6 separate regions of the Homo sapiens genome follow, and regions 1, 2, 3, 4 and 6 are each linked to region 5. Evidence: chromatin contacts called from ENCODE Hi-C or POLR2A ChIA-PET data. All regions are on one chromosome and are shown on one strand. Each heading gives the region's core, a stretch centred on a gene start or an enhancer-like site at or near the end of the contact. The rest is flanking DNA. Distances are from core to core; before and after follow the strand shown.

The links. A loop is a pair of places that touch in the nucleus more often than their neighbours do. ChIA-PET counts read pairs that join two places held with the same protein, here RNA polymerase II (POLR2A). Pooled maps may share reads with other maps.
Region 1: a loop to region 5 is called in a pooled map, with 2.2 times the contacts of the local background. The contact joins the enhancer-like site here to the promoter of OSTM1 in region 5. A Hi-C loop is called at or near these places in 1 of 50 pooled maps. POLR2A ChIA-PET finds 5 or more read pairs at or near these places in 2 of 52 experiments (H1 and activated T-cell).
Region 2: a map of naive thymus-derived CD4-positive, alpha-beta T cell shows a loop between it and region 5 (15-fold over the local background). The contact joins the enhancer-like site here to the promoter of OSTM1 in region 5. A Hi-C loop is called at or near these places in 2 of 168 maps with a recorded cell type or tissue (CD4-positive, alpha-beta T cell and naive thymus-derived CD4-positive, alpha-beta T cell) and 7 of 50 pooled maps.
Region 3: a pooled map shows a loop between it and region 5 (3-fold over the local background). The contact joins the enhancer-like site here to the promoter of OSTM1 in region 5. A Hi-C loop is called at or near these places in 2 of 50 pooled maps. POLR2A ChIA-PET finds 5 or more read pairs at or near these places in 2 of 52 experiments (MCF 10A and Panc1).
Region 4: a pooled map shows a loop between it and region 5 (9-fold over the local background). The contact joins the enhancer-like site here to the promoter of OSTM1 in region 5. A Hi-C loop is called at or near these places in 1 of 37 single-sample maps with no recorded cell type and 6 of 50 pooled maps. POLR2A ChIA-PET finds 5 or more read pairs at or near these places in 2 of 52 experiments (T-cell and activated T-cell).
Region 6: a loop to region 5 is called in a pooled map, with 8 times the contacts of the local background. The contact joins the enhancer-like site here to the promoter of OSTM1 in region 5. A Hi-C loop is called at or near these places in 3 of 37 single-sample maps with no recorded cell type and 5 of 50 pooled maps.

The regions. Positions count from the first base shown.
Region 1 is chr6:107,737,760-107,742,688 of GRCh38, reverse strand. All of the region lies in intron 5 of SCML4 (Scm polycomb group protein like 4), which reads left to right. Among named protein-coding and RNA genes, the nearest start is that of SCML4, 84 kb to the left of the region's middle. Within about 2 kb of position 1,633, at least 5 of the 41 ENCODE cell types and tissues checked have a DNase peak (open chromatin) inside an H3K27ac peak, as active enhancers do.
Region 2 is chr6:107,710,620-107,715,232 of GRCh38, reverse strand. All of the region lies in intron 6 of SCML4 (Scm polycomb group protein like 4), which reads left to right. Among named protein-coding and RNA genes, the nearest start is that of SCML4, 110 kb to the left of the region's middle. RefSeq lists a silencer at 1,724-1,833. Within about 2 kb of position 2,417, at least 6 of the 41 ENCODE cell types and tissues checked have a DNase peak (open chromatin) inside an H3K27ac peak, as active enhancers do.
Region 3 is chr6:107,616,849-107,621,826 of GRCh38, reverse strand. The region is part of intron 5 of SOBP (sine oculis binding protein homolog); the gene reads right to left. Among named protein-coding and RNA genes, the nearest start is that of SOBP, 130 kb to the right of the region's middle. Within about 2 kb of position 2,991, at least 6 of the 41 ENCODE cell types and tissues checked have a DNase peak (open chromatin) inside an H3K27ac peak, as active enhancers do.
Region 4 is chr6:107,655,540-107,660,361 of GRCh38, reverse strand. It overlaps SOBP (sine oculis binding protein homolog), which reads right to left. Exons shown (of 7, transcript NM_018013.4): 7 at 1-2,155. Among named protein-coding and RNA genes, the nearest start is that of SCML4, 170 kb to the left of the region's middle. RefSeq lists enhancers at 2,028-2,217, 1,679-2,255, 2,458-2,507, 2,256-2,833. Within about 2 kb of position 2,106, at least 21 of the 41 ENCODE cell types and tissues checked have a DNase peak (open chromatin) inside an H3K27ac peak, as active enhancers do.
Region 5 is chr6:108,071,767-108,076,645 of GRCh38, reverse strand. OSTM1 (osteoclastogenesis associated transmembrane protein 1) reads left to right here and starts at 1,905. Exons shown (of 6, transcript NM_014028.4): 1 at 1,905-2,396. The coding sequence starts at 1,995. RefSeq lists a silencer at 1,695-2,134.
Region 6 is chr6:108,345,820-108,350,237 of GRCh38, reverse strand. It overlaps AFG1L (AFG1 like ATPase), which reads right to left. Exons shown (of 13, transcript NM_145315.5): 3 at 3,199-3,250. Among named protein-coding and RNA genes, the nearest start is that of AFG1L, 53 kb to the right of the region's middle. RefSeq lists an enhancer at 1,346-1,515. Within about 2 kb of position 1,442, at least 2 of the 41 ENCODE cell types and tissues checked have a DNase peak (open chromatin) inside an H3K27ac peak, as active enhancers do.

The DNA.
Region 1 (4,929 bases), core at 384-2,883, 330 kb after region 5:
GTAGTCTTGGATAACAGTTATTTTTTTTCTTTCAGTACATTGAAAATGCTGTTCCATTCCCTCCTGGCCTATATGGTTTCCACTGAGAAGTCTGTTGCCAGATGAATTGGGGTTCCTTCAAATGTCATTTGCTTCTTTTTTGTTGCTGCTTTTAGGATTCTCTCTTTGTCCTTGGACTTTGAGAGTTTGATGATTATAATATATGCCTTGGGGTAGTTTTGTTTGTTAAAATCTGTTTGGTGTTCTCTGCCCTTCCTATACATGCATATTTGACCCTTCTCATCTTTTGGAAAGTTTTCTGTTATTATTTATTTGAATGAGCTCCCTACCCCTTGTTCTTGCTTGACTCCTTCTTGAACACTAATAATTCTTAGATTTTGTCTTTTGAGGTAATTTTCTATATCCTGTAAGTGATCTTCATTAATTCTCATCCTTTTTCCTTTTTTCTCTTTTGACTATATTTCCAAATAGTCTATCTTCGAGCTCACTAATTATTTCCTTTGCTTGATCTACTTCACTATTGAGAGTCTCTAATAATTGTTTTAGTTCAGCAAATGTATTTCTTAGTTTGAATATTTCTGTTTGATTTTTTTTAATTATTTCAATCTCTTTGTTAAATTTCTCTGATATATTTCTGAATTGCTTTTCTGTGTTATCTTGGAAATCAGTGAGTTTCCTTAAAACTACTATTTTGAATTCTTGGTCAGAGAGCTCACGTGTTACCATCTTATTAGGGTCGGTTTCTGGTCCCTTGCCTTGCCCATTTAGGGAGATCACGGTTTCCTGTCAGCCGTTGTTTCTTGTGGATGTGTCTATGTCTTTGCATTGAAAGAATATTTATTTCAGTCTTCTCTGACTTGTTTGGCTTTTATTGGATATATTTGCTTATAGGTTCTTTACTGCTAGGTCACTGTCTTTGGTTTTTTGGCTCTACATGGCACCTTAAGCCCAGGTTTGCCTTAGCTCTAGTGAATGATTGAAGCATTGCCCTTTCCAAATGCAGAAGGTCCCAAAAAGGTATATCCCAGCAGTGTGGGAAGGCTGGCTAGGGGCTTGTGCCCAGGGGATCTGTGGGACAAACCTACAGTGTGGTACTGCGTAACAGCCACACTGATTTGAAATCTCCCTTGGGCAAGTAACTAAGCAGAGTTCCCAGGGCTGGGGATGGTAGTTCTACCTCCCTGCTTTGTCTCTGGCTGTCCTCAGGGATATTTCTCCCTTCGGGCACTCTCAATGCTTCCTATGGATTAAGGCAAGGACAGGCCTCCTGCCATGGAAACCAAGATGGTGTGAAAGCTGGTTGTACACCTTGATCTCACTTTTTCTAGTGTAGAAACAGTGAATTGGGAGACATTTTTCTGCATGCTTGGTGCTAAGCAGATGGAGGGAGGGACTTGAACGTGGAAGTCAGATTCTCTTACCCTCTGCTCAGAGTTTTTTCATTTCTCTGTGGCCCCAGGCACTGTCTCCTCTTCATATTTGAGTTCTGGGATATTTCTGGTTATAATCTCGGTGCTGTACATTTGTTTTTGATTTTCTGTGGTGGGGACTGAAGCCAGCTTGCTTCTATGCCACCAGTTTGGAACTTGAAGTCGGCCTCGAAACTTTCAGTTTCACTCAAAGACATAATGACTGCCCCACACCCAGCTCAGGCTTGCTTCAGGCCAGTTGCCTGCAGCAATAAAGAAGGGCATGGTTGGCTTCTCCCCCAACCTTCCCCCTTTTGTTATTGCCTCCTCCCATAGCTCGCTAACCTTGATCCCCTTCACAGTGGATGGGGGAAGGAGGAGACGCAAGAGGCAGGGGAATTTGTACGTGATGAATCTTGCTGTGAGTTGGCATCATGCTCTCTGCTTCTAGCCGATGTTTAAAGCTGATTCTTCATCCTGTGGGCTTTTACATGTGTTCTTTGGTGACCCTACCATCTCTCACCTGCACTTGCATGGGCATGGACAAATGCAACTCTTCTCTAGCTGGTCATTTACAATTCTTTCCACAGTCCAAGGCCTCTGGGGGTAAATCTCTAGATTCAGCTGAAGCCCTCTCGCACCTCCAGACTGCCCTGTGGAAAGGATCTAAGATGATCCTGCTGCAGATCTATGTCTTCTGATGGCCCACATCTGGTCCTTGAGAAACACTCGCACATCCTCTGACCAAACAAACTCTGGATGTATTGGCTGATCCCTGCAGGCACCTCTCCTTTGTTCTGCCAGCCAAGGGCCATCTTTTAGAGCTTGTCTCTCAAGCTCCAGAGGACAGATCTCAAGCTATTCATGTGTTCACACTGAAGCCATGCACTGGATCATTTTCTCCAAAATTTCTCTTCTAGTTAAACTGTTTCTCCGCCTCTACAACCTCGTTTGCAGGATGGATGTGGGTGGTCATCTGTTGGTGTAAAACTGGCTTTCCACCATCTCTTTTTACAAGACCCGCATGGTGGTCTCACACTTTATTGTGGTATATGGTGTCTGTTGTCTTGCAGCTCAGCTAAAACTGAGCCTAAAATGGTTTCCTTTTAACATCTTATTCCAGGAGGATGACAGCCTTCCTTCCTAAAAGCTGATGTCCCCATCTGAAAGCTGGTTTTCCTCCCAGTCAGCTGGGAGGTTTGGAAGTAATGACCCCAGTTGTTCTCTTGAGCCCTTTCCTAGCTCATAACTACTTTGAAAAAATAAATTGCTCTAAATTATCCAACCTTGTGGCACTGATTTCTCAGCAGAGCTGAGTGCTGTGAATTTTGCTTGTCAGGGAGCCTTGGGGAAAGTGGAGGAAGCAGCGATGGCATGGTAAGCTCTGAGCAGTACCCTCACCCCACATGTCTTTCCCACCAGTCTGTCATGAGCCCTACAATGACGCCATTAGGGAGTTTGCCTTTAGAGTAAGACATTGTCTCTTTAAGATCGCCTTGTCAAAGTTTCTTTAAATAACATGTCAAGTTACCAGTATGTTAGAGGATGAATTAGTTTATCATCCATTTTCTCACCATTGTGACAAGAAAGGCATATGCATTTGTATGAGGGAAGGGTGGAGGTTTTTTTTTGTTTGAGGCTCCATACATCCATAGGACCACATTGTTCCCGAACAGGATTGTAAGGTCATGGGCTTATCTGCATCAGGACAATGCCTGGTTCTGCTTGGCCCCAGGGTTGTTCTGTTCAAGTTGAAGAGTTCCAGGATTGGTGCCATGCACCTAAAGGGCTTGTCAACACTCACTGGAACATTTCCAGAAGACAGTTAATCACATGATAAGAAGATGCAAAGCCATGACAGCTAAGGAACTATGGAAAGAACTGGGATGTTTTTGGTAGAAAAAAAGAGAAGATTTGGGAAAGATGTGATTTTATGTTCCAGTATATGACAGCAGGTCAGGTGGCTTTGTTCTCTGTGGTCCTGTAGAACAGAACTGAGACTAAATAAGTAAAAGGTAGATTGAATTAAATCTAAGGTCTTGTCCCTCAAACTCTGGTCAGGGGCATTGTTATCACCCACCAAAGCCAAAAATCTCAGTGGCCCTGCCAAACTTTCAAACAACAGATCCCCAGGTGCTTTGAAGACACATTAGAGAAGCATAGATTTAAGGAACACTCTCCCAGGTAGAGAACTTAGCAGTTAAATAACCAGATGGAACTCTCAGAAGATAGTTCCCTTGGGAGTCAGGTGGAGTTGACATTGTAAAGAGCTTTGAAATGTCAAAGCCACTCAGAATTTGAAGGGGCTGCTTGGAAGGTAGGTGATAATGATCTCCCCATTGTTGGTGACAAATATGTGTGACTTGTTAGGGTCATTAGTGGGAATGTTGGCCACCTGGAGGAGTAGGAGCAAGATGTTCTCGCTGGTCCCTTACAGGCTGACAGCTCCGGGCTGGAGGTGGCAGAGAACAGCCCTGTACAGCGGGAGGGCAGGTTACCTTCAAAGCATTAGCAAGGGCCTCCCAGAGGTGAAGGTATGGGCACCAAGACAAAGTGGCTGTATTAGAAGCAAGACCTCTTCCCTTGAAGAAGAGGGAGGGCTTCTTCCACATCTCTTCCTCAGACTTTTGAAATATAAACTCTCGATCCTTTTTTTTTCAAGATGGACTCTCTCTCTGTTGCCCAGGCTGGAGTGCAGTGGTACGAACTCGGCTCACTGCGACCTCCACCTCCTGGATTCGAGCAATTCTCCAGCCTCAGCCTCCCAAGTAGCTGGGATTACAGGTGTGCACCACCACACCTGGCTAATTTTTGTATTTTTATAGAGACGGGATTTTGACATGTTGCCCAGGCTGGTCTTGAACTCCTGACCTCAGGTGATCTGCCCGCTTCGGCCTCCCAAAGTTATAAACTCCCTATTCAAATGATATTTTTCCTGTGCTTAGGGAAAATCAGCCTTCAGGCTTCCCTGCTGCCTGAATTCAGCCTGGAAGTTAGAGTTCTTGGCCTGAGACCAGGAACTTAGTTATTTCCCTCCAATTCTATTAGCTGACATCTGAAGGTGGTTTGTGTTTGGGGAAGTAACACAGCTCCCTGGGTGTTTTAGGAGAATGGAGGCAGAAAGATGGATTTGATAACACTGGTGGCTCTGTCAGAAGTCATGAGATGACCACGGGGAAAATTGTTGTTGCCTTTGAGTGTTAAAATTTAAAAAGACCCAAGTATAAATATGCTTTAGCCAGTGCTTCTCAAACTTTAATGTGCAGAAACCACCTGAGTATGTTGCTAAAATTCAGATTTTGGTTCAGTAAAGCTGGGGTGGGGCCTGAAAGCCTGCATTTCTTTTTTTAAAAAAAATTAATTAAGCTAAATTCAATTTTTTATTTGTACAAGTTTTTGGGGTACAAATGTAATTTTGTTACATGCATAGATTGCACAGCGCTGAAGGTAGGGCTTTTAGGACACCCATCACCCAAATAATGTACATTGTACCCATTATGTAATTCTCCTCTTCCCTCCC
Region 2 (4,613 bases), core at 1,168-3,667, 360 kb after region 5:
GAGGCAGAGGTGGGCGGATCATCTGAGGTCAGGAGTTCAAGACCAGCCCAGTCAATATGGTGAAACCCCGTCCCTACTAAAAATACAAAAATTAGCTGGGTGTGGCGGCACATGCCTGTAATCCCAGCTACTCGGGAGGCTGAGGCTCGAGAATCGCTTGAACCTGGGAGGTGGAGGTTGCACTGAGCCGAGATCATGCCACTGCACTGCAGCCTGGATGACAAAGCGGGACTTCATCTCAAAAAAAAAAAAAAATAAAGGGTTTGTGCAGGGACACCAGGGAAACCATGCTGGGAGGTTTGGGATCCATTTCAAGCAGATGGGGCTTTGCTCTGTAGTAACTGTAAACCAGACATTTCTGAACAGGGGAGTGAGCTGGTGGCCCTGGGATTTAGGAAAACAAATCTACTGGCCATTTATGGAATGACATCATCATAATAAGAAGAACAGCAACTACCTAATGAGTAATCCTGTTTAATGCTTTACAACATTATGCCATTTAATCCTTGCAACAGCTCAACGAGGTGTTTTATAGAGCAGGCAGTTAAGACTCAGGTTTTGGTTGGTCCTAGCCAGCAGAGACTTCCTGGGCACAGTGTGCCAGGGGCTCTTCTCACATCTGAGGACAGAGCTGTGAACAAGATGGACACCGGCCCTGTTCTCTGAGGGTTTGCAACTCCAGGGAGACAAATGTCAACAAATTATTACACTAATTTCATTACAATTGTGATGATTGCTGTCAGGGAGAAGTGTGGATGCTGTGGGAGAATCAGATGGGGAGGGAGTGGCTGAGCCTACCCTTCGGAGTCTGGAAAGGCTTCCCAGAGAAGGGGCAGTGGAGCTGGCTGGAATAAGCAGGAGGAAAGACAACCAGGGAGGGTCAGTAGGGAGGAGGGATGGCTGGAGGCTTCCCAGCAGAGGTAACAGTGCTTGCTAGGAGGTCACAGTGTCTTCTGGTGGCCAAGAAGGAATCTCGCTCAGCTCAGCTTGACTTCAAGCCCATGGTCTCTCCTTGTTTCTAGAGACATGCTCTCTCCTCACACAGGCAGGCCAGCTGGTCTCAAATAATTGAAAAGAAAAATCTGATTAAACTCTAAGGATTGAGTGGGCTCTCTTCCCTCTCATCTCTCTCACCACATGGCATCTTGAAAACTCTGGATAGAGTGAGTGATGCTTGCCTATAATCCCAGCTACTCGGGAGGCTGAGGCAGGAGAATCACTTGAACCTGGGAGGCGGAGGTTGCAGTGAGCCGAGATCACCCCACTGCACTCCAGCCTGGGCAACAGATAGAAATAATGAAAAACAGCACTGTTTCAAGCCATGTGATTTTGCCATAATCGTGGGCTAATCTGGGCATGTCACACATTTGATATGGCATTGTATCTAGAAAGGATGCATCTAGTGGGAGCAGGTCACTTGGAGATGCTGAGAACAGATCTCCCTCCCCTTCCCCTTGCCAGCCCCGGTCCTCCCAACCCAGTTCCAGGTGCCAGAAACCAAGAGGGCCTGGGCAGCTCACAGGCAGCCTGAGGACACAGGGGTCCCTGTCGGAGACAATGACCTTCCTGTCTTTAAGATTCTTATGGTCAGGCTCCAGCCCTGAGACACATTCTCTTGATTCTTAAAATATTCTTAAGAAGCAGCAAATAATATTCACAATTTATAGATGAAGACAATGAGGTCCGTAGAGAATGATCAGAGCCCAGGAGGGACGGGAAGCCTGGCTGTGGCTGCACTCGGTGTGTTTTGCATGTGGACACACTGATGCAGCCTTCAGCTGTGGGAGGAAGTGACTCCCTTAGTGGGAACAGCCTGAGGTGGGAGGGGTTACACAGTGTCATAAGGGGCTGGCAGGGGCTTAGAGATCAAGCCCTTTTATTTTACAACAGAGAAGCAGAGAGTCGATCACATGGCTGGTGGGTGGCAGGGGTTTCTGACTCCCAGCTCACTGCTAATTCCGCTCCTCCACATGACTCTGTTGTTAGCTAAAGAGTTTCTCCTGAATTATGAATGAGTGAAAGGAAATTATGTACGTATGGATGTGCTCATGGGCATGTGTAAGGCAGAGGGAGATTCACAGAGAGTGTGCAAGTACCTGTGCTGTGAGAATCAGGATTGCTTTGAAACACTGACTCATAGTCATCCTAGCTCTGGTAAATGTGAGTTCAGCTTTAGAAACAAGCATATTTAATCCATTCATAACTAGGTTTCACTTTTCACATGCCTCTGGCAGGGAATGACAAGACCAAGCACGATGTCCTCATTGGAGAACTCTGCCTGCTCACAAAGGTGTCTGGCCAGTGCTTCTTGGCATGCTCTGTCTGCTTAGGAGCAAGACTTTTCCACATCCATCATGTCTTACTGTTGATCTATCACATCTGCCTGCTGCAGCTGCACCAGGCTCCACCCATCTGTCTTCCTGACACCTTCGCTGCAGCTGGAGAGGGAGTGGCTAGTGTATTTATTATTTTTGTGAGCACAGACCACTGTGAGGCTCTGCAAACCTGCCACTGGAAAGCTCCATTTTTCTTCCTTTCTAAAGCGAATCTATGTGCTTTGGATCAGGAGCAGCTCCCGAGGTGTGACTTAGGCTGCCTGCTGCCCTCTGTCTTGTATGACTAAAAGGCCCCCTAAGAAACACGCCCGAGCCAGGCCCCTGCTGCCTCTGCTCCATCCTGGAAAAGTGAAAAGTGCCCACAGCAAGCCCTAGGTACCAGGAACAGAGCCCACTTTGCCATCTCAGTTATCTCTTTCCCTCCACAGCAATCGTCCTGAGAGCCTCCTCCTTAAAGACAAACCAGCCACCTGGCTCAGCCCTTCAACACTGTAGTTGAAGGGAAAGTGTTTCCCTGACCTAGCTCAAAGGACTCTAGGTTCCTGTGAATGATGCTGTTAATTGGTCTGGGTTTTCCCCCCTTCCTGTCAAATGCAGGAAATTAGATTTGACCTCTGCTCTGATCACTCTAAAATTATTCTTGGCACTAAAGACTTCCAGCCTTTGTAATCAGAGCATCTATTTTCACCCTGATTAACGCCAATGTTCTGATGGGGCAGGATCCAAAGGCAATGTGATTTCCGTGATTCCTCGTCCCCATGTTGAGTGCAGATGTCTTTAAATGGAGTGAAATCATCTTTAATAAGTGTGGATCGGCATTCAGATGGCTCCAGGGTGCATTAACAGATTCCCAGAAAAATGCCCCGTGCCAAACCACCTTATGGGACCCTTCCAGGTCCCACAAGGAAGAGGCAGGGAAGATCTCAAAGTCAATCCAATTCTCAGCCAAACCATTATGTGTTTAGGACAGACGCAGAAATGTGATGCTGTATTCTCCTCAGTGCTAATGGAGCAGCATGCACGTCTCAGGCACATTAAAAGGAGGAAGGAGACAGAGACAGCAGAAAGCCACTGTGCCCCGAGATCTAAAGAAGGGAAATAAAGTGAAGGCTTCTCAACTTCTAACTAGAATTCTTCTGTAGGAAAGCCGCTTCATTGTTCAGAGCCTTGTCTTTTTTCTAGCCTTAAAATAGAAGTAAAGATTACACACACAGGCTTTTGTATAAGTTACCGAGACTGTGTCTGCAGAGTATATTGATTCATCTCACATTTATCAAGTCCTATTTATAAACACAGTCATGCATCACTCAATGGGATACATTCTGGGAAATGCATCCTTAGGTCATTTCAATGTTGTGTGAAAATCATAGGTTGTACTTGCACAAACCTAGATGGTATAGTCTACTACACACCTAGGCGGTGTGGTACAGCCTATTGCTTTTAGGCTACAAACCTGTACAGCATGTTACTGTACTGAATACTGGAGAAAATTGCAACACAAATCACTAGGCGATAGGAACTAGAATCATTATCATCTTATGGGACCACCGTCCTTAGGCGGTGCATGACTGTATATGTACTCTGAGCCATGGAGGAGTCAATGATTATAACCCCTGTCATGAGAGGATCACATTTGTATTTTTCACCAAACGCTTCACCTAGCACCTGGTACAGAAAAGGTGCTCAATCAATGTTTGTTTTTATAGAGCAGGCAGTTAAGACTCAGGTTTTGGTTGGTCCTAGCCAGCAGAGACTTCCTGGGCACAGTGTGCCAGGGGCTCTTCTCACATCTGAGGACAGAGCTGTGAACAAGATCATGCCACTGCACTGCAGCCTGGGTGACAAAGCGGGACTTCATCTCAAAAAAAAAAAAAGAGTTTGTGCAGGGACACCAGGGAAACCATGCTGGGAGGTTTGGGATCCATTTCAAGCAGATGGGACTTTGCTCTGTAGTAACTGTAAACCAGACATTTCTGAACAGGGGAGTGAGCTGGTGGCCCTGGGATTTAGGAAAACAAATCTACTGGCCATTTATGGAATGACATCATCATAATAAGAAGAACAGCAACTACCTAATGAGTAATCCTGTTTAATGCTTTACAACATTATGCCATTTAATTCTTGCAACAGCTCAACGAGGTGTTTTATAGAGTGAGTGGGAGGCATGATCTCGGCTCAATGCAACCTCCACCTCCCAGGTTCAAGCGATTCTCGAGCCTCAGCCTCCCGAGTAGCTGGGATTACAGGCATGTGCCGCCACACCCAGCTAATTTTTGT
Region 3 (4,978 bases), core at 1,742-4,241, 460 kb after region 5:
ATTGCAATAATGAGGAGGTTTTTGGGCCAGGCTGTGGTCTTAAGCTCACTATGGATGTTTTAGCCCTAGGCTCAGCTTCAGGCCAGCACCAGTCACCCGGGCCAGAGTTACCAATGGAATCCCTTATGCTCTGTCACACACAAATGTGACATTTATGGCATCTGGTATATAATGCTGCAAATTCAAAAGGCTCCGTGTGTTGGGCTCATGAACCTGGGGAGAAGGAATAATTTGGATTGCCTATCGTCTTTTTTAGTTAATTAAAACCTGTGTGAGAGTGACTGCTTAGTGGCAATTTCCTAGATACGTGGGAGGGATGTGCTGGACTGCTTCTGATTTCTTTGGATATCCACACTGGTTCCTTTGTCTCTGAAAAGCTTATTTCCTGTTTGTGGACTGCTGATTTGCCTAGTTCTTTTCTGTCTTTGTTCTGTGAATTTAGCCATCCTGCTGTGCTAACTACCTGGTTGAAAACCAATGCTCAACAAATACTGGATTCTCCACTAAGGATCCCTCTTACAACTCCATCCTCATCAGCGAATCCTGGGTTCGCCCAACTGAATCTCCTCATCCAGGCCAAATGCCTGAACTGTTAAATGGTGTGAACCAAGACAACCCGGGACACAGATAGGTATTCATATATATTTAAACACACCTGTTATTTATATAGCTCCTTTCCTCCAATAAATTCAAGTGGCTCAATAGTACTATCATAATATCACTCACCAGAAATCTGTAAACAGACAAGCAGCCAGATAACATACCTTATTTTAGAGCTAAGTAAATTAAGACTAGCAACAATTACATATCAGTTGTCAGTATTTGGGTAGAAACCCCCATTTCCTAACCTCTGTATGACTAATGACATCATTCTTTGGCCTACTCTGAAGGAGGAAATGAGATGCAGAAGAAAACTGTACTGCCATCTGACCCTTCATACAACTGGACTCTTGGCTCCCGGGTAAGAGGAGAAATGAGCATAACAGAGCTGCCTAATTCAAACAGCCTGCATAACATGCCCTGGATCTGGTGAGACACAGAAAAAAGAAATATGGTGGATGCTCTAAATATGTGAGGGCGGGCCTTTCTTTCAGTGCTTAGTATCTAAGAGTGAAATAAAAGGTGTTACTGGGTATTTCCTGCTGTATCAAGGCATGCCTTTGATACAGATTGGCATGTTCCAAAAGTGGGCAGGAACAGGAGAGGGAACAAAGAGGAGGAGGAAAAGAACTGTGTGCTAACTACTTCTGTATCAGAACAGAGCCCATGAGATGCTGGTGTCTGCTGTGGTCATGGCCCTGCTGTCTCATTGGCTGTAGCTGCCTGGACCCAAAGACACCTGAAGATGTTGGTGTGGGCTCTGCCTAAGAGGGACAGAGCAACTCAATGGACCAATTAGATGTTCTTATTTGGGAAGTTTGGAATCAATATAATGCCAAGAGACTAAATAGTGGTGGAGAGAGTGGTCATAGGAATAAAGCCAGAGGACCACAGAGGAGAGAGGCAATGTGCAGAAACCACAGGGAAGCATAGGTCACAAATTAGAGAGTGGGGAGAAGGGAGCTGGAAGTGGATGGAGTAGAAGCCAAACTGCAGGGAACTGCAAATCTTTAACGGCCTCGTGCTAAATCAGGAAGCAAGGATGCCTGCTCCTTGGGAGCAGTAAGGCAGTCCAGTGGCTCAGTTATTAGCACTGTGGGACCATTCACTGCCAGCACAATTGCTCAGACACCACAGGGATGAGTGGCAATGGCTATTCCCACCTTTCTGATTTCCCTGGGCTTCTTTATGGCAAGCTTCCATAACTTTAGGAAGACCAAAAGTCTCACCCAGCTTGACAGACTTTCTCAGATTTAATCCTTACCATAACCTTCCAGGTATTACCCTCTGCTAAAAAAAATGAGGAAAATCTAGGAAGGGGCAGTGACTTCAAGGTCCCTGCCTAATCCCGTAATACTCCCTCCTGGTGGTTAATGACCCTGTATCTTGCTATGGGTGTGGCGTACCCAGGACAGCCTCAGTCTGGGTGGACCTACTCAAATCCAAGGGCTGGGAGGCCTTGTCTTCTGCTGGTGCAAAAGCATAAAGTTTACACCAGGACATGCCTCTTATAGAAGCCTGCATACACCTGCACTACTATTTCTGAGGGTCTCCATAGAAAGGAAATATGAATACTCTCTCAGGTTCTTGTCTATTCCTAAACCCATTCCAACTGCCCCCCACCCCACCGACCCTACCACTGACCAATATGCCCCAACTCTCTATTTCCTAAAGTATATGCTGAGAAACACTAGATCCACCAATAAATGCTCTGTCCCCCAAAAAGGATCCCATGGCCCAATAAGCTTGGGAAATGTTGCATATTCTATGCTCTTCTTTGGAGGTTCTCAGTGCAGGCTGCCATGCCTGAGCCTCTGAGGAGATCTGCAGAAAAGAAACATACTTAAACTTCATTCATCCAGAGTTTCCCCAGCTTTTCAAAAACAGAACTCTTTTATTTTTAAAGTAGGCTTCTATAGGAAAACACTTTGAAAAATGCTACCTTAATCACTTGGATGCATAAGATGGGGCCAGGAAACCTAAGCCTTATCATGTTTTCTTTAATTAAAGCTTTCTTTTGTGGTACTGGGCCTGGATCTCATGGCACCTTTACACCCCAGAACCCCATCCTGCACATGATAAGGGTTCAGGATGCAATTACCAGTTGTAACTGAACTGCAGGAGAAGGTGAAGGTGATTCCTACACATGGGCCCCTCCGCATGTTAACAGGCTCTGTCCAGAAATCAACGTTACTCGTCCCCTTGTGGCACTTTTCTCAGCCTCAGTGCTCCCCCGCCCCTGCTCACCTCTAATCAGCTTCCTGTGCTCACTGAGGCCTAGACCCTATTACATTTCACCTTGTGGTTTCAGCTTCTGCAGTCACTACAAACTCAATTTCTGTCCTCTCAGTTCTAGTTACCCTACGCAGCCCACAAGCCCGACAGGATGTCATGAATACCAGTACCTATGGCGTGACCTTCCAAACCCCGAGGCTTCACCCAAGAGCATTTTAGGTCACACAGCTGCATTTTCTGCATGACAGATGAATTCCTGAGCATTACATGAGAAAGGGGCCACAACTGAGCAGCCTCTTCACGTGCACTTAAACCAAACAACAACAAATGGCATATCGCTATTTTTTGTATTTATACACAAAGGACTGTCCTTAACTGTCATGCTAAATAAAAACATAAAATCAAGAAAACTACTTCAAACAGCCTTGCTGGCACACTGATTTTGAACTAAATCCCATTGGTCTATGGATGAGGGTTTATTCTAGTCATGTTGATCATTTTATCTCTTCCTTTGGCCATTCTCTGCCACAGGCCTCTGCGCAAATTCAGCCTTATCCAGAGTAAGTGACACATATGTCCTAAAGGGCCAAAGAACTATGGTCTCAAGAGGAGAATGGGTGATCAGCTACCCCTAGACTAAGTAAACTCTTCTAACCAGACAAATACTTCATGGCCTAATAAACCCAAAGGAACTATGAATGCCCTTAATACTATGATTTCTGGAAGGTCACCTAACTTTCCTGAATTGTACCAGTTAGAAGTTATGCAAATTCTTCTCTATTGTCCTGTTCACACTGTACAGTCATTTACCCATTAATTTGACTAAAAAGGGCTGCAACAATTATGTAATAAGAAGGCATACGGGCCGCGCACGGTGGCTCACACCTGTAATCCCAGTATTTTAAGAGGCTGAGGCGGGCGCATCACCTGAGGTCAGGAGTTCAAGACCAGCCTGGCCTATATGGTGAAACCCCATCTCTACTATAAATACAAAAAATTAGCTTGGCTTGGTGGCGGGTGCCTGTAGTCCCAGCTACTTGGGAGGCTGAGGCAAGAGAACTGCTTGAACCCAGGAGGTAGATGTTGCAGTGAGCTGAGATCGTGCCACTGCACTCCAGCCTGTGCGACAGAGAGACTCCGTCTCAGAAAAAAAAAAAAAAAAAAAAAAAAAGGAGTCATACAACAACCCAAGCTGCCCACATCTGTGTTGCCAGGCACTTTAAGAGAGAGCATGGGCTTGGCCCTGGGATGATCAAATCAAGCTGTGGGGTGGGCAGGCTCCCCAGCTAATTGAGCTTCTTTGCTGAACACCAGTGAGATGTGAGAGATGAGTTTGGATTGGAATTCCATTATGGGTTTTCAATAATTAAACATTACATGTTTGGAACCTCATTCTTCTGTATTACTTTTTAAATATTAATCTATTTACATCAGCTGGACTTCCTGCAGCTTGATACGCAGTAAACGGGAGTCACACTGAGAAAGACAACTGTGTTCTTAGCTTAAGACATCTTTGATGATCACCAACAGTAAAGGCGACACAAACCCTCTGTTCAACCCAACCCTGTATAATAATTACCCTGCCTTTTAGAGGGTGGCTGGTTCCACTTTTTTCAGCACACTCACACATTCCTCATGACTACACTGACTTTCCAAATTAGCAAGAATCCAAATTAATCTTATCTCGAGAGTTTTATAATGCCCCTTAAGACCACTGGGGCACGCTGCCCTCTTTAGAAGCGGGGTTAGAAAATGGATGTGGAAGGTATGTGAGGGTTTCCTTGGAGATAACCCCACACTGCAGTGACACTCCAGCATAAAATTCAAAAGCCAGCGCACACATCAAAACCTCATTAAGGGATCACCTGTTTTATACCATGCCTGCATGCTGTTAGGACTTTAGGTGTGCGGGTGAACCCTGCTGCTCTGAAGCCTTCCCTGCCTCCTCCCATTTCATCATGCCTGGCAGACGCTCGAGCAGCAGCCCAGCAACTGCCCGGGAGCCCCTGTCTGCTGCCTGTTCATCCTCTCTCACCACAAACACACGGCACCCTGAGGACACAGAGGCCCTCCCCATGCCTGGATGCAAATGGCACTGCCCAAGAAGACAGCCTGAGGCCAGACTTCAATGGAATAGGGATTC
Region 4 (4,822 bases), core at 857-3,356, 420 kb after region 5:
CGGACGGAGTGGGCTCTTGTCTGCAGACAAGCGTGGTCTAGCAGGTCAGGAAGAGACAGTGCCATCCCAGTAGCTTACCATCTTTTAAAACTCCTTAGTTCTATTTTTTAAAATGTTTCCCAGGGGGAGAAAAATGAACACCTCTGTAATAAAACAAAAAACAAAAAACAAAAAAAAACAGTAGTCATAATAATGAGAAAAGCCAAATAAGCACATGTAAGTGCATTTTTTTTCTTCGAGATTTATTTTTTGTTTGATGAATCTGACACCAGTCAGGGAGAGGAGAATGTTGTGACCCAGCAGAAAAATATGGCCCCAGAGGAGGGGCGGCTTCTTCCTGCCTGGGTGGGTTTGGTGCTGGGGTTGATTTGTTATTATTTTTTAATTTGTTGCTGGAAGGTTTTCTTTTGTTTACTTTTATAAATCTCTCCCCGGGCTTGCGAGCTTCCCCTCCCTCCCGCCTCCCCTTCCCCTGCCCCCAAATTTCATTTTTAAAAAGCGAGCTTGCTCGCCAGGTGTGTCCCCCAAGCTCTCACAGCTCTAATAAATAAGGAGCACCTGTAAAACAGTAGCTTGACTTGTGAAGTGACTCTGTACAAAGGAGAATCTAGAAATACAGTATGTACACCGCATCCTTGGGCCGTGGTGCTTCAAGGCTGGCGCCACACCGTCCTGGCCCTGCCCACCCGCAACTCGCCACCCCTCCTGCTGAGGCTCCGCGGCCTTGTGGGGCGGGGGCACCTGGACCCCTCCAGAGGGAACAATTGCTTTATTTGAGTTAGTAAACAGATACACTGAATCACAAGGTGATTTGATTTTTTTTTTTTTTAGTTTTCTTCCTTTTTTGATTTTTTTCTTAATTTTTTCTCTTCTTTTCTTTTTCTTTTTTTTTCTGTACTCATCAGAATGGGATACTCCACAACTGTCTCACCAACTCAGTGCCAGTACACATGCTCTAGAGGACTTCTGGACTCGCAGCTACAACTGTACAAGTGCACACAAGTGAATCTACCCTGTTATCCTCCACCCACTGATTGAGGATCGAATTGCACATTTCTCTTAACCATGACAGGAGAAAGCAAACAGTGAAACAGAATCATGGGTGATCTTTCTCACTTTCCCTCTTGTTTTCATTGGTTTGTCCATACCATTCTAATTATCATGAAAGGGCTCTGCATATAGAGAGATTGTCTCACTGACTTCCTGGATCACCGAAAACCATCAGGGTTGAAATTTCATCTGAGTCTTTCCTGACGCCCAGCAAATATTCCCCCTCGGATTATTTTACACCTTGAGGGCATTTTGGTCTTCAGTTCAACACTCTTGCTCTGTTCCCAAATGGGGCGCTATTTAGGGGAATTTAAAGAGAAAGCTGAGAAGAATAAACATTTACCGAGTTCTCTTGGCATTCAGTCTCTGAAAAACCACAGTATAAACTATTCATGCTGCTTCTTACATCTGTCAAATCGAAAATTAAAAGCCATAAAAGTGTAACACTGAAAATATGGCATCAAAAAGGATAAAGGTGGCCTTTGTAAAAATAACAAGAAAAGTATATTAGCCAATAAAATATTCTAACTCTTCATTTAAAAGTGCATCCCGGGCAGGACAGAGATGACTCTGAAGCATTGGGCCTCCAGGACCACCCCTCTCCGCCATCAAAACGTGAACAATATAGGTCCAAAACCGTACAATGCAAATCACAATTCTTAGTGTAGCAGCAAAACCACAGCAGTTTTTAAAAAGATTAAAAAAAGATTTTTTGTGTTCCAATCCATATCATCTTCCAGCCTCAGTCGCTGAGCCTTGAAGATGGGGCGGGGAGAATACCTACATTGGTCCTTGTGGCTTGTCGGTATTTCGTTTTTTTTAAAAGCCAGGGGTGAAATCCCTAAGTTCCTCTGGGGAGAAGCAGAGATGGTGGCAGCAGGAAGGCTGGGCCTGCTTGGTGGGTCCAAGATGCGCGGGCTTCTCTGGGCTAGAGGCCATCGAGGGAGGGCTGCTTCCTCTGAGATGCTTAATGACAGGAAGCGGCTTTATTTGCTTGAGTTTTAGCCAGAGGGGGTGGTGAGCTGACCAGCTGGTGTCATTGGATGGCGTGACATGGTTTGCTCTGCGCCCTCTCTCCATGAGCGTACCCTGTGAGTGAACGTTCCTGGAAAAAGAGCAGAAGGGGCTGTCAGAATCCACTGGACCGATCCCCCTCCCTCCGCCCAGCTGGGGAGAACCCAGGCATGAGTCAGACAGCAGCACACTCTCCAGCCGCCAGGGCAGACCTAGGATGAGCCCCAGAACCGCTGCAGCACAGCGTGATTTCAACAGGAGTTTCATTCACGGTCTGCTCAGGTCAGCCCTGCCAGCTTTGTGTGAGGAAATGAAACTCAAGTCGCTTTTTGGAATACCATAATGAGTAGGGTACACCACGCCCTCACCCAAAGACCACAGCATCCTTTGCAACCCAGCAACCCTCCCCCTCCACATGACTGCATGCTTAACCAGCAGGAGGCTTTTTTTTTTTTTTGAGACAGGGTCTCGCTCTGTTGCCCAAGCTGGAGTGCAGTGGTGCAACTGGCTCACTGCAATCTCTGCCTCCCAGTTTCAAGTGATTCTCCTGCCTCAGCCTCCCAAAGTGCTGGGATTACAGGCATGAACCACCGCATCCAGCCCCAGCAGGAGGTCTTTTGAGTCACCCAAGGTCACTCCAAAGCCAGGCAAGGTCACGGAGGACCCTGGAGCTCCTGACCTCACTCCTGTAACCCCATGTCTCAGCTCTGGTATTTGCTGAAAAGAGGGCCAATAGATTCACTTTTTGGCAAGTGGAAAATTACCATGGACACATATACCTATCTTCAGAAGTTTCCCACAAAGGCAACTAAGCTGGAAGAAATGCTTGCTTTTCTCCGTGTGTGGGTCTTGCCTGTAAAAGGTGAGCCATTCACATCTCTTCACATCCAAAACAAACAGTAGCACTGGACTGGAAGAAAATAAATCAACCAAGAGCCTTGGGGTCCCAGGGCAGAGGCTCTGAACAGGATTTTCCACCAGGAAAGTCAGTTTCTGGGGAATGCTCATCCCAACATTCACCGAGATATGAGGCTCTGCCTCTTGATACCTGCAGCCTTCTTTCATTTGCCGCCAGTCACTTGGTTTGAAATAGAGCTTCCTGAGGCCACTCAGTCAGTTCTGGGAGCAGCCACTTAGAAGTCTGCCAACTGCATGGTAAAGCCCCAGAGGTCAGGGGCTTGTCTGTTTTGCTCGTGTCTCTACACCCAACTCGTAGCTCAGAGTCTGGCCCGCTGTGGGCGCTCGACACACTTTGATCACATGAGTGGGTCAGGCGCCTCTCTTCTGCCATGCCCCAAAACAGCACCTTTTCTTCCTGCCAATAAATGAGGCTGTCAGAAATGTGAATGGGTAAAATTTGGCTAAGGTGAGGTGGTGACAGAGGACTTGTAAACATCTTTACAACTGTTGAGATTATTCTTAGAACAATGAACAAATAACTTCAGAGAGGTGATAGAATGTAGGACTTGAAGGGACCCCAGAGATAATACAGTACCATTTCCTCATTTTATAGTGAAGAAATGGAGCCACAAAGAGACCTGGAAGCTTGCTTGGAGTGTTTATAACATGAATTTAGCAAGAGCAAGAGGAGGTCAAATGCCCATTGGGAGGACTAAGTGGAAGCTTGTGCTTTGAACCCTGCTATCTAAATCCTGGTGTTAATGGCAACAATAATCAGCAGCAGCCAAAAACAAGGTTTGAAAGTTTCACTGTGCACGACAGGAAATGCCTGAGTTCCCCCAATCACATTAAATCACCAGATCTGTGTGTACTTAATATGTATATTAAATAACCAAAGTGAAAATGCAAAACACCACAAATATGTAATGGGGGTGGAATTACAAGGCCATGGAAACCTTTTCATTTGGCATGGTCAGATTTGGAAATGTGGATATTTATTTCTGAATAAAGAGCTCACATTTGACTTACTTTCTTTCTTTCTTTCTTTCTTTCTCTTTCTTTCTTTCTTTCTTTCTTTCTTTCTTTCTTTCTTTCTTTCTTTCTTTCTTTTCTTTCTTTCTCAAGAATAAGTGACAATGGAGAGAGGGGATACAAAAATAAAAGCACCAAGAGCCACTATCAAATGTGAGGCCACAAAAATTGAGGAGCTGCAGAGATGACAAGTGGATCCAAAGACACCGGGGTCACTTCTTCTGGGAACAATTCTTTTGCATTTAGCAAGCACAGCCTGGAAGTTGCTATGGAGGGAGGGAAGCCATCCCCACCTCTGGGCCTGGAACCAAGAGTGACTGAATCTTGTAGTTAGAGGGGGCCTCCTTCTTTCTTTAAAAGGGAGGAGGGAGAATGTTTAACATTTTCCTCCAGTAAACTGGGAAACACCGCCATTTTGAATTGCTTACTTAGGGATGCTGCAACTGCTTTTTTAATAATGTAGCTTTTTTCTTTAATGCAATCACTATTTAAAAAAATGAATGTTTCTCCAGTAAGTTTCTTTATATTCAAATCACCTTTGGACAAAGACCAAACACGGACAGCATCAGCCTACTTAAAGAAAATTTCCAGGCTTTCACAAGAGACTCGGTAAAACGGGATTATAATAAGAGCCATTCTGGAACCTTAACTACAGCATTTGCCATCCCAAACACTATAATAATCATTATTATTCTCTGGTATCTATTATTGTCTGGTAAATAATATGTGTTTTCCCCCAAAGTTCTGAAGGGTGCAGCTGCACCACACTCTATTTTTCGCAGCCCTAGTCCTGCTGCTCTGAAAAGCTTGCTCACACGAAGCTTAT
Region 5 (4,879 bases), core at 656-3,155:
TCAAAGAGCTTGTGCATTTGCAAGGTTGTTGGTTCTGCACATTGATTTCCATAGAAGTTAACAATTTACACATCCACCTGCAACACAGGATGGTGCTTGAAAGAATTTAAAAGAAAGATAATTCTAATACATAGAAAGACCTAAGAGTTACATGATGACTTTTGCAAAACTTAAGACAACTTATTTTCTCTTTTGGAAATACGTTTATTGTTACACAAATCAAATTTCCTACTATTCAGTTTCTTAGTAACAAAAATGAAACAAAATTTAGCTATCCCAAGCAAATTTAGGAACATAAAACAATAACCAAACAGACGGGGTAAAAAGTAACTATAAGAACCCCCAGGCTGGGCACAGCAGCCTGTGCCTGTAGTCCAATTGTTTGGCAGGCCGAGGCAGGAGGATCCCTTGAACCTAGGAGTTCGAGGCCATCCTGGGCAGTCTAGCGAGACTATGTCTCAAAACCAAACCAAACAAAATACACAACAACAACAAAAAAGTTTTTGAAGAACCCTCAGAAACATAAATTAGGACCCTAAGCTAAGTAGACTTTAGTGCAACAGCTCTGCAATTTACAAGGCAAAAATTACAACCCTGAAAAGCAGGATGACACAAAGCCCGGAAATAATTTTCTACCAACCTGGTTGGTCAGATACTTGTCAGAAAACTGTTTTCCAGGTTATGAGCTTAAATTCTTTTTACAGACTGGCAACGGTATCAGGACGCTTTTTAGAGTGTCCCCTGCTATTGCCTCGGGCATGTCAGAAACTGGATAGGAGTTTCAAGTTGAGCAGTTTGTCCAGGATTTCCTGGGCTTTAGCACTGAACGCGCTGCGTCCCTGGTACCCCTTCAGTTCCAAGCAAACCTGCTTGTTGGCCACTGTAGGACCAGACTTACGTCAAGTACAGTTGCCACTACACAGATGTGGCTACTTACATTTAAGTTAAATACTTTTTACTTTTGAGATGGAGTCTCACTTTGTCGTGCAGGCTGGGGTACAGTGGCGCGATCTCGGCTCACTGCAGCCTCGACCTCCTGGCTCAAGCCATCCTCCCCGCTCAACCTAGGACTACAGGCTTGCGCCACCACGCCCAGCGGCTAATTTTTGTATTTTTAGTAGATACGGGGTTTCGCCATGTTGGCGAGGCTGGTCTCCAACTCCTGGCTTCAAGCGATCTGCCTGCCTCGGCCTCCCAAAGTGCTGGGATTACAGGCGTGAGCCACCGCGCCGGCCCTAAATTAAATTAAAAATTCAGTTCCTCAGCCGGCTCAACACCACACATGTGGCCAGTGGCTGCCTTAATAACGCAGATGTAGAATATTTCCCTCATCTCACAGAGTTCTGACAACGCTGAGGCAGACAGTTGAGAGTTTTTTTAAAAACAAAAACAAAAAGCTTGGAAACCGCTAGTCTCCACCACCTATAATAACCAACGGGCATTATTACTCTCTCCAAATGGGATGAGGAAAAAACTACGCTAAGGAACACCATGCAGAAAATCTGCCGAGGCACAGGCCAGCGGGGTTTCTCTGCGAACGCAGCCGACGGCCATTTCCACAGCGGAGGCCGTCGTCGGTCCAGCGAGGTAAGAAACTTGTAGGACGCCCGGAACTCCCAGAGGGTTGGGCGTTCAAGGGTCAGGACCCCCGAGATGCAATTGTCCAAAGCGGTGGGTGCTCGTGGTCACCGGCTGGCGAGCCTCGGCTACGGATACCCCAATGCACCACTCCGCCCCGCCCCGCGCCTAACGCCGGCTGGAGAGCGCGCGGCCGCAGGGTAGGCGCCCTCCCGCACGCGCGAAGGCCTGCGGCCCGGAGGCAGCCGGCAGCCAATGGGGCGGGGCGCCGCGCGCAGGGGGCGGGGCCGTGACGCGCCCTCCTCGTGACCCGGCTCTCGGCCTGCGCTCGCGGAAACCGGAAGCGGCGGCTGTCCGCGGTGCCGGCTGGGGGCGGAGAGGCGGCGGTGGGCTCCCTGGGGTGTGTGAGCCCGGTGATGGAGCCGGGCCCGACAGCCGCGCAGCGGAGGTGTTCGTTGCCGCCGTGGCTGCCGCTGGGGCTGCTGCTGTGGTCGGGGCTGGCCCTGGGCGCGCTCCCCTTCGGCAGCAGTCCGCACAGGGTCTTCCACGACCTCCTGTCGGAGCAGCAGTTGCTGGAGGTGGAGGACTTGTCCCTGTCCCTCCTGCAGGGTGGAGGGCTGGGGCCTCTGTCGCTGCCCCCGGACCTGCCGGATCTGGATCCTGAGTGCCGGGAGCTCCTGCTGGACTTCGCCAACAGCAGCGCAGAGCTGACAGGGTGTCTGGTGCGCAGCGCCCGGCCCGTGCGCCTCTGTCAGACCTGCTACCCCCTCTTCCAACAGGTCGTCAGCAAGATGGACAACATCAGCCGAGCCGCGGGGGTGGGTACAGGACCACGTCCGGGACTGTGGCTCAGGAGAGTTGGGAAAGGAGGAGGGTGTAATGATGGTCAGCGCTGGGGGCCTCAGTTTCCCCAACAGTAAGAAAAAGGGGTTGGACTGAGTCTGTAGAGTTGGGTCATCAGAAAAAGGGGGTGGCATTATGGGGCTTGGGATTTGGGTTTTTGCTTCCAAGAATGCTGTTGGACATCTTTGGTTCATATAGGTGTGATTGGTTTTCTTGGGGGTCCTGATTCCCCAACCCTCTTGCTCTTCCTCCACCCACTCCACCACGGCTTCTTCTCATCTTCACCTGGAGTTGCCAGGAAGGATCCTTTTCTGAAACAAGTGGGGTGGAGACACTGGTAGTGGTTAGAAATTTGAGCTTTGTAGCCAGAAATGTTCATGTCCACCAACTTCTAACTATGTAACCTTGGATTAATTATCTTCTCAGAACCTTAGTTTCCTCCTCTATAAAGTGGAAAGAACATCTGCCTAATGCGGCTGTTGGAAGAATTAAAAGAGATATTGCCTGTGACTTCATCTTAGTGATGTGAACAGTCTGGAGCTAGCTAGCGGCCAGGACTCCAGTTCCACTCTGCTTATTAGCGGTATACTATGGGCAAGTTACTTACATTCTCTGTGCCTGTTTACTAATCTGTAAAATGGGGATAAAAGGAGGTTTTAGAAAACAACACATAGTAATACCTCTAAGTAAATGGGAGGTAAATTTTTAAGAAATTGTAAGACTGCTCTTCATTCTTCATACCTTAAGGGTTCTCTAGGTGTGTGGTAGCTGCTGTGAGGCACTTAATTTTAAAAAGAAAAACAGACAATTCCTGCTCCTAAGTACTTTATAAAGTTTAGACTAGGAAAAGATTAGAGTGTCAGGGTTGGTGGGAGTCACGAGGTGTGGGCCGGATATGCTTGGTAAAGGAAAAACATGAGGAATAACATTGGGATTGGAGAATGAGAAAGTTCCTCTTGTATTACGGGGACAGCAAGTAGTCTCATGAAAATGTGGTTGGAATTATTCCATAAATTTAAACTTGTCTAAACTTGTTTATAGTTGCACTAAATATAAATTTGTACCTAGTTGGATCCTGCTTTAAGTCAGCCTGTTATTTAAAATAAATCTGTCATGGCTGTGTGCGGTGGCTCATGCCTGTAATCCCAGCACTTTGGGAGGCTGAGGCAGGGGGATCACCTGAGGTCAGGAGTTGGAGACTAGCGTGGCCAACATGGTGAAACCCCCGTCTCTACTAAAAATACAAAAATTATCCGGGCGTGGTGGCACGTGCCTGTAGTCCCAGCTGCTCTGGAAGCTGAGGCAGAAGAATTGCGGTACACGTCTGTAGTTCCAGCTACTCGGGAAGCTGAGGCAGAAGAATCACTTGAGCCTGGAAGGCCAAGGTTGGGGTGAGCCAAGATTGCACTACTGCACTCCTTCCTGGGCAACAGAGTGAGACTCCATCTCACAATAAATAAATAAATAAAAATAAAATAAAAATCTGTCATTTTACATAACTGGGGAATTTATTTGCATTAAATAAATTCTGTGGTCAATCTCTCTGTAAAGAGCATGTTTTTTTTTTTTTCTTTTTTCTTTTTTTTCTGAGACAAGGTCTTGCTCTGTTGCCCAGGCTGGATGGAGTTCAGTGGTGTCATCTCGGCTCACTGCAATCTCCGCCTCCTGGGTTCAAGTGATTCTCCTGCCTCAGCTTCCTGAGTAGCTGGAACTACAGATGTGCACTGCCACACCTAACTAATTATTGTATTTTTAGTAGAGACAGGTTTCACCATGTTGACCAGGCTGTTCTCGAACTCCTGGCCTCAAGTAATCCACCCACCTCAGCCTCCCAAAGATTTGGGATTACAGGTGTGAGCCACCACACCTGGCCAAGGACATATTTTCGAGGTAAATAAATTCAGGCTTACATGCGGTATTTTCCAGGCACACTTCCATTGGGTATAGCAAGGAATATATATCTTACTATCACTTTAAAATAAAGTACCCAAGACATGTCCCTGTCAACTACAGCAGGATACGATATAGCATCATATTCAGTGTTGAGTGGTTAAGATGAGTTGTTTTAGGGTTCCATTTACTCTAAAGAACAAGGGCTATTGTGGGCAGAATGGCCAGGGATCATGATGCAAAGTTTGGGTCTTTGAAGGCAGCAAATGCTTTTCTCATGTGTGTAGGTACTGTGGAATTAAAGAGAGGCTAAAAATAGCACCTCAAACTCTAGGGTGCAGTATTATGGGCATCACCCAATCTGCATGTGAATTTCCATATGAATTCCCCACTACCCAAAGGAGGCTTCCCAGTGGGGGAGTTGTAGAAACCCCCTTCCTTTCCCTCAGATTCTACCAGCAACCTGGGTACCCAGCTCAACTCACCCTGATGTGAAAGGAAGTGGATAAACAGGTGAAAAGAGGCAGGGAAACTTTTTTTGTATTTTCTCTCCAACTCATCCTAGGCC
Region 6 (4,418 bases), core at 193-2,692, 270 kb before region 5:
TTATTTTTATTTTATTTACTTATGTATTTATTTATTTATTTTGAGACAGAGTCTTGTTCTGTTGCCCAGGCTGGAGTGCAGTGGTGCGATCTCGGCTCACTGCAACCTCTGCCTCAGCCTCCTGAGTAGCTGTGACTACAGGCACCCACCACCACACCCGGCTAATTTTTGTACTTTTAGTAGAGGCGGGGTTTCACCATTTTGGCCAGGCTGGTCTGAAATCCTGACCTCAATGACCCGCCCCCCTCAGCCCCCCAAAGTTGCTGGCATTATAGGCGTGGGCCACCGCACCTAGCCCAATTTACTTATTTATTTATTTTTAAGATAGGGCCTCACTCTGTAGCCCAGGCTGGAGTGCAGTGGTGCAATCTCAACTCACTGCAACCTTGATCTCCCAGGCTCAAGTGATCCTCCCACCTCATCCTACTGAGTAGCTGGAACCACAGGCACACACCACCATGCTCAGCTAATTTTTTAATTTTTTTGTAGAGATGGGGTCTCACCTAGTTGTCCAGGCTAGTCTCAAACTCCTGGTCTTAAGCAATCATCCTGCCTCAGCCTCCCAAAGTGCTGAGATTACAGGCATGAGCCACCATGCCCAGCCTTGTTAAAATTTAATACCTGTTTCCCAAGTCCAACAAAGGAAAAGAATAAAGAATAAGAGCTTATGGTGGCATTTTGAGGCTACTCTCCCATACAGAGAGCCCCTCAAATGAAAACTTGATCTTTTATTACCTATTTTATTTCATTTTTGAGATGGGGGTCTCACTCTGTTGCCCAGACTGGAGTGCAGTGGCATAATCATGGCTCACTGCAGCCTTGACCTCCTAGGCTCAAGTGATCCTCCCACCTTAGCCTCTCGAGTAATTGGGACTATAGGCACATGCCACCACACCAGGCTAATTTTTGTATTTTTTGTGGAGACAGGGTTTTGCCATGTTGCCCAGGCTGGTCTTGAACTCCTGGGCTTAGGCAATCCACTCGCCTCGGCCTACCAAAGTGCTGGGATTACAGGTATGAGCCACCATGCCTGGCCGATTACATATTTTATAAGTGGTCTGAACTAAACTTATTATAGCCACCAAAATGTTCGTCTCACTTCCCATTTCAGAATTCCTTTCTCTTCCCCTCTCTATATTATAAGGATGTTTCCAAACAAAGGTTGCCACCTACCCAAACTATATGAACATCCCATACTATCACATCTTTTCTATTGCTTTCAAACACTCAGATGAATAACTTGTAATATGCTTCCCTTCAATTAGTTACCATATGGCTGTATTTTCTAAACTAAAATCCAACAACATTCATAGGGTTTTTAAAAAAAAAGTGCTTTTACAGAAGTGGAAGCAGTTATGCTTCTTTAACCATCTCCATTTATGGTCAGGTGGTTAAGGTAACAGGAGGAACAAAGTTGTTGATTTTAGCGATGACTTAATATGAAAGTGAAGGTACTGGAAGTAGATGTTCTCAGGAGGCAAAGAATGAGACCTGACAACAAGATGAGAATCATTAATGGTGCCCAAAGGTGCAGGAACATAAAATTGATCAAGTGTCTGTTATAACTGCTTTCAAAATAAGAAGTAAGTATACATTGGTCTCAAAAGTACCAATTAGCCAATGAACTAAGAAAAAGAATAGTTTGACCTTCTTTTCTGTAATTTCAAGAACCTGAAGAATTTTAAGGGGCAATCTCTAATGTTCACTTTTGTGAACTAAATTATTCTCTCTTATTAGATTAGCTAAATCTGGAAATACAAAACGGACATTCAATGCAAGGTAGCAGTAAACAAATTAGAAAAAGAAGGAACAGTTTAGAAAGGAACAGTTTAATCTTTAAGGCATTAAAACTACTTATTTGGCTGGGCGCCATGGCTCATGCCTGTAATCCCAGCACTTTGGAAGGCCGAGGAGAGCGGATCACGAGGTCAGGAGATCGAGGCCATCCTGGCTAACACGGTGAAACCCCGTCTCTACTAAAAATACAAAAAATTAGCCGGGCATGGTGGCAGACACCTGTCGTCCCAGCTACTTGGGAGGCTGAGGCAGGAGAATGGCGTGAACCCGGGAGGCGGAGCTTGCAGTGAGCCGAGATCGCGCCACCGCACCAGCCTGGGTGACAGAGAGAGACTCCATCTCAAAACAAAAACAAAAACAAAAACAAAAACAAAACAAAACCTACTTATTCAATGCCCTTTTTTTTTCTTTTCCTAAAAATGTTACTAAGATAATATCCCCTGCCATCACTCCCTCATAACGCAAATGTGTTGTGGCTATAGGGGAGCCTAGAGTGTGAATATTAGTCTAGGTCCAAAACTGACCTCGTTACATGTGAATGTGAGTTTTGAGTATGCCAGTAGAAGAAATAATTGATTGACAGTAAACTGAGGGATTAGAAAAAATTAAAATTAAAAAATTAAAAAAGACATCAAAGAAATAATTGAAAGCAAGGAGGCAAAAAAGCCAAGTAGAAACTCCTTCATGATATCAGTGGCTGAGGGTGGCCAAGGAGAGGTTTAAGACTAAGAGAAAAGGATTTGTTTGAAGAAAATAGAAACCACAAAACAGAATATTTCAGTAAGAATGAGGTCAGGGAAGACTTCATAAGCAAGACACTACATGATTAGGAAAACCTAGAAAGAAGTGACCACTCAGAAAGTTTCCAGCAATATGTGAGTCTTTCTGCCCAATGTCTAGAACTGGGAGACCAAGGAAATGTTACCACTTATGCATTAAGAGTATCTACTGTCAACTACATTAAAGATAATAACGACTAAATTATTCATCCAAGGGCTTAGGTTATGACTAGAAATATTAATGGAAATTAAAAGTAAAAAAGAACAGCTTATTTTTTTAAAAAGTATTAAGCTGAGTTAATGAGTCATGGAATCCTGATTTGTCTAATAACCTATCTGTAGTTGATTTCCTTCCCTGATATTAATTACTTTATACATTAAATAATGTTTGCACCCTAACATGGTGACTAATTCTGCCCTAGACTACAGCTGTATCCTGTGAGAAGTAAAGTAAAAGCTGAGATAACTGCCCTCTCTCCCTTTTCTTCTCTCCCTACCTTACCCTGCCTCATCCTATTCCCTTGCTGGTAACAGATTGAGGGATAGAAATAGAAATCATCCCTGAGAGAAAGCTGAGAAACTTTCTGTTTTGCCCACCCAAAACTTATTTTAACACACTTACCAACATCTCCATAAACATACAGGCCCCTTGGAGGTTTGCTCCTTGAAAAAAGCTGCAAATTAAGAACAAATTATAAATCTCTACCATGCAAATAATTAAATATAATCATATACATAGTCTTCCTAACTGTCCTATATACAGAACCAAGAGGGGCTATTATATACAATAAGTAAGAAAAAAACTTGATATAAAAGTGTTTAAAGCTGAAATATTATGCAGCCTTAAAAAGGGAAAAAACTCTAACGTATACATGAATGAACATTGGGGACATTATGCTAGGTGACATAAACCAGTCACAAAAAGACAAATATTCTCCATTCCACTTACATGAGGTACTTAGAACAGCGAACAATTAAAGAGACAGAAAGTAGAAGTCAGGTGCTGTGGCTCACACCTATAATCTGAGCACTTTGGGAGGCTGAGGTGGGAGGATCACTTGAGCCCAAGAGTTCAAGACCAGCCTGGGCAATATAGGGAGACCTCATCTCTGCAAATAGTTAAAAAGAATTAGCCAGGCATGGTGGCATGCGCCTGTGGTCCCAGTTACTCAGGGGGCTGAAGTTGAAGGATTGTTTGAACTCAGGAGGTCAAGGCTACAGTGAGCCATGTTCACACCACTGTACTGCAGCCTAGACAACAGAGCAAGACCCCATCTCAATTTAAAAAAAAAAAAGTAGAAAAAGGGGTTGCCAGGGGCTGGAGGGAGGAAGGAATGGGGAATTATTGTTTAATGGGTTCAGAGTTTCAGTTTTACAAGATGAAAGTAGTTCTGGAGATAAATGGTAGTGATGGCTGCATGACATTAAGAATGTATTTAATACCACTGAACTGTACTCTTAAAAAATGATTAAGATGGTAAATCTTATGTGTGTATTTACCACAAAAGGAAATTGGAAAAAATGCTGTGAAGCCCCTCTTAGGATTCAACACAGGAGGCAATAACCATAGTAGCCCACAGCGAGGGGTTCACAGTCACACAACTTGAATGTACATCCCCTCTACCATTTACCAGCCATGTAGTCTTTCCCTTCTTCTTTCCCAGATGGGCTCCCCAAACAATGACAGCTAGGTTCATTCTCAGCAATTAATAGAGTAGAAGAATTTTTCTGGAGAAACTGAATGATCTCCAGATAAAAAGGCCAGAAGGCACTTACACTGGTTAAGCTTCTCCCAAAGAAAGACCTAGATCCCTACCAGATTACCTTCTGGTAAAGCACACC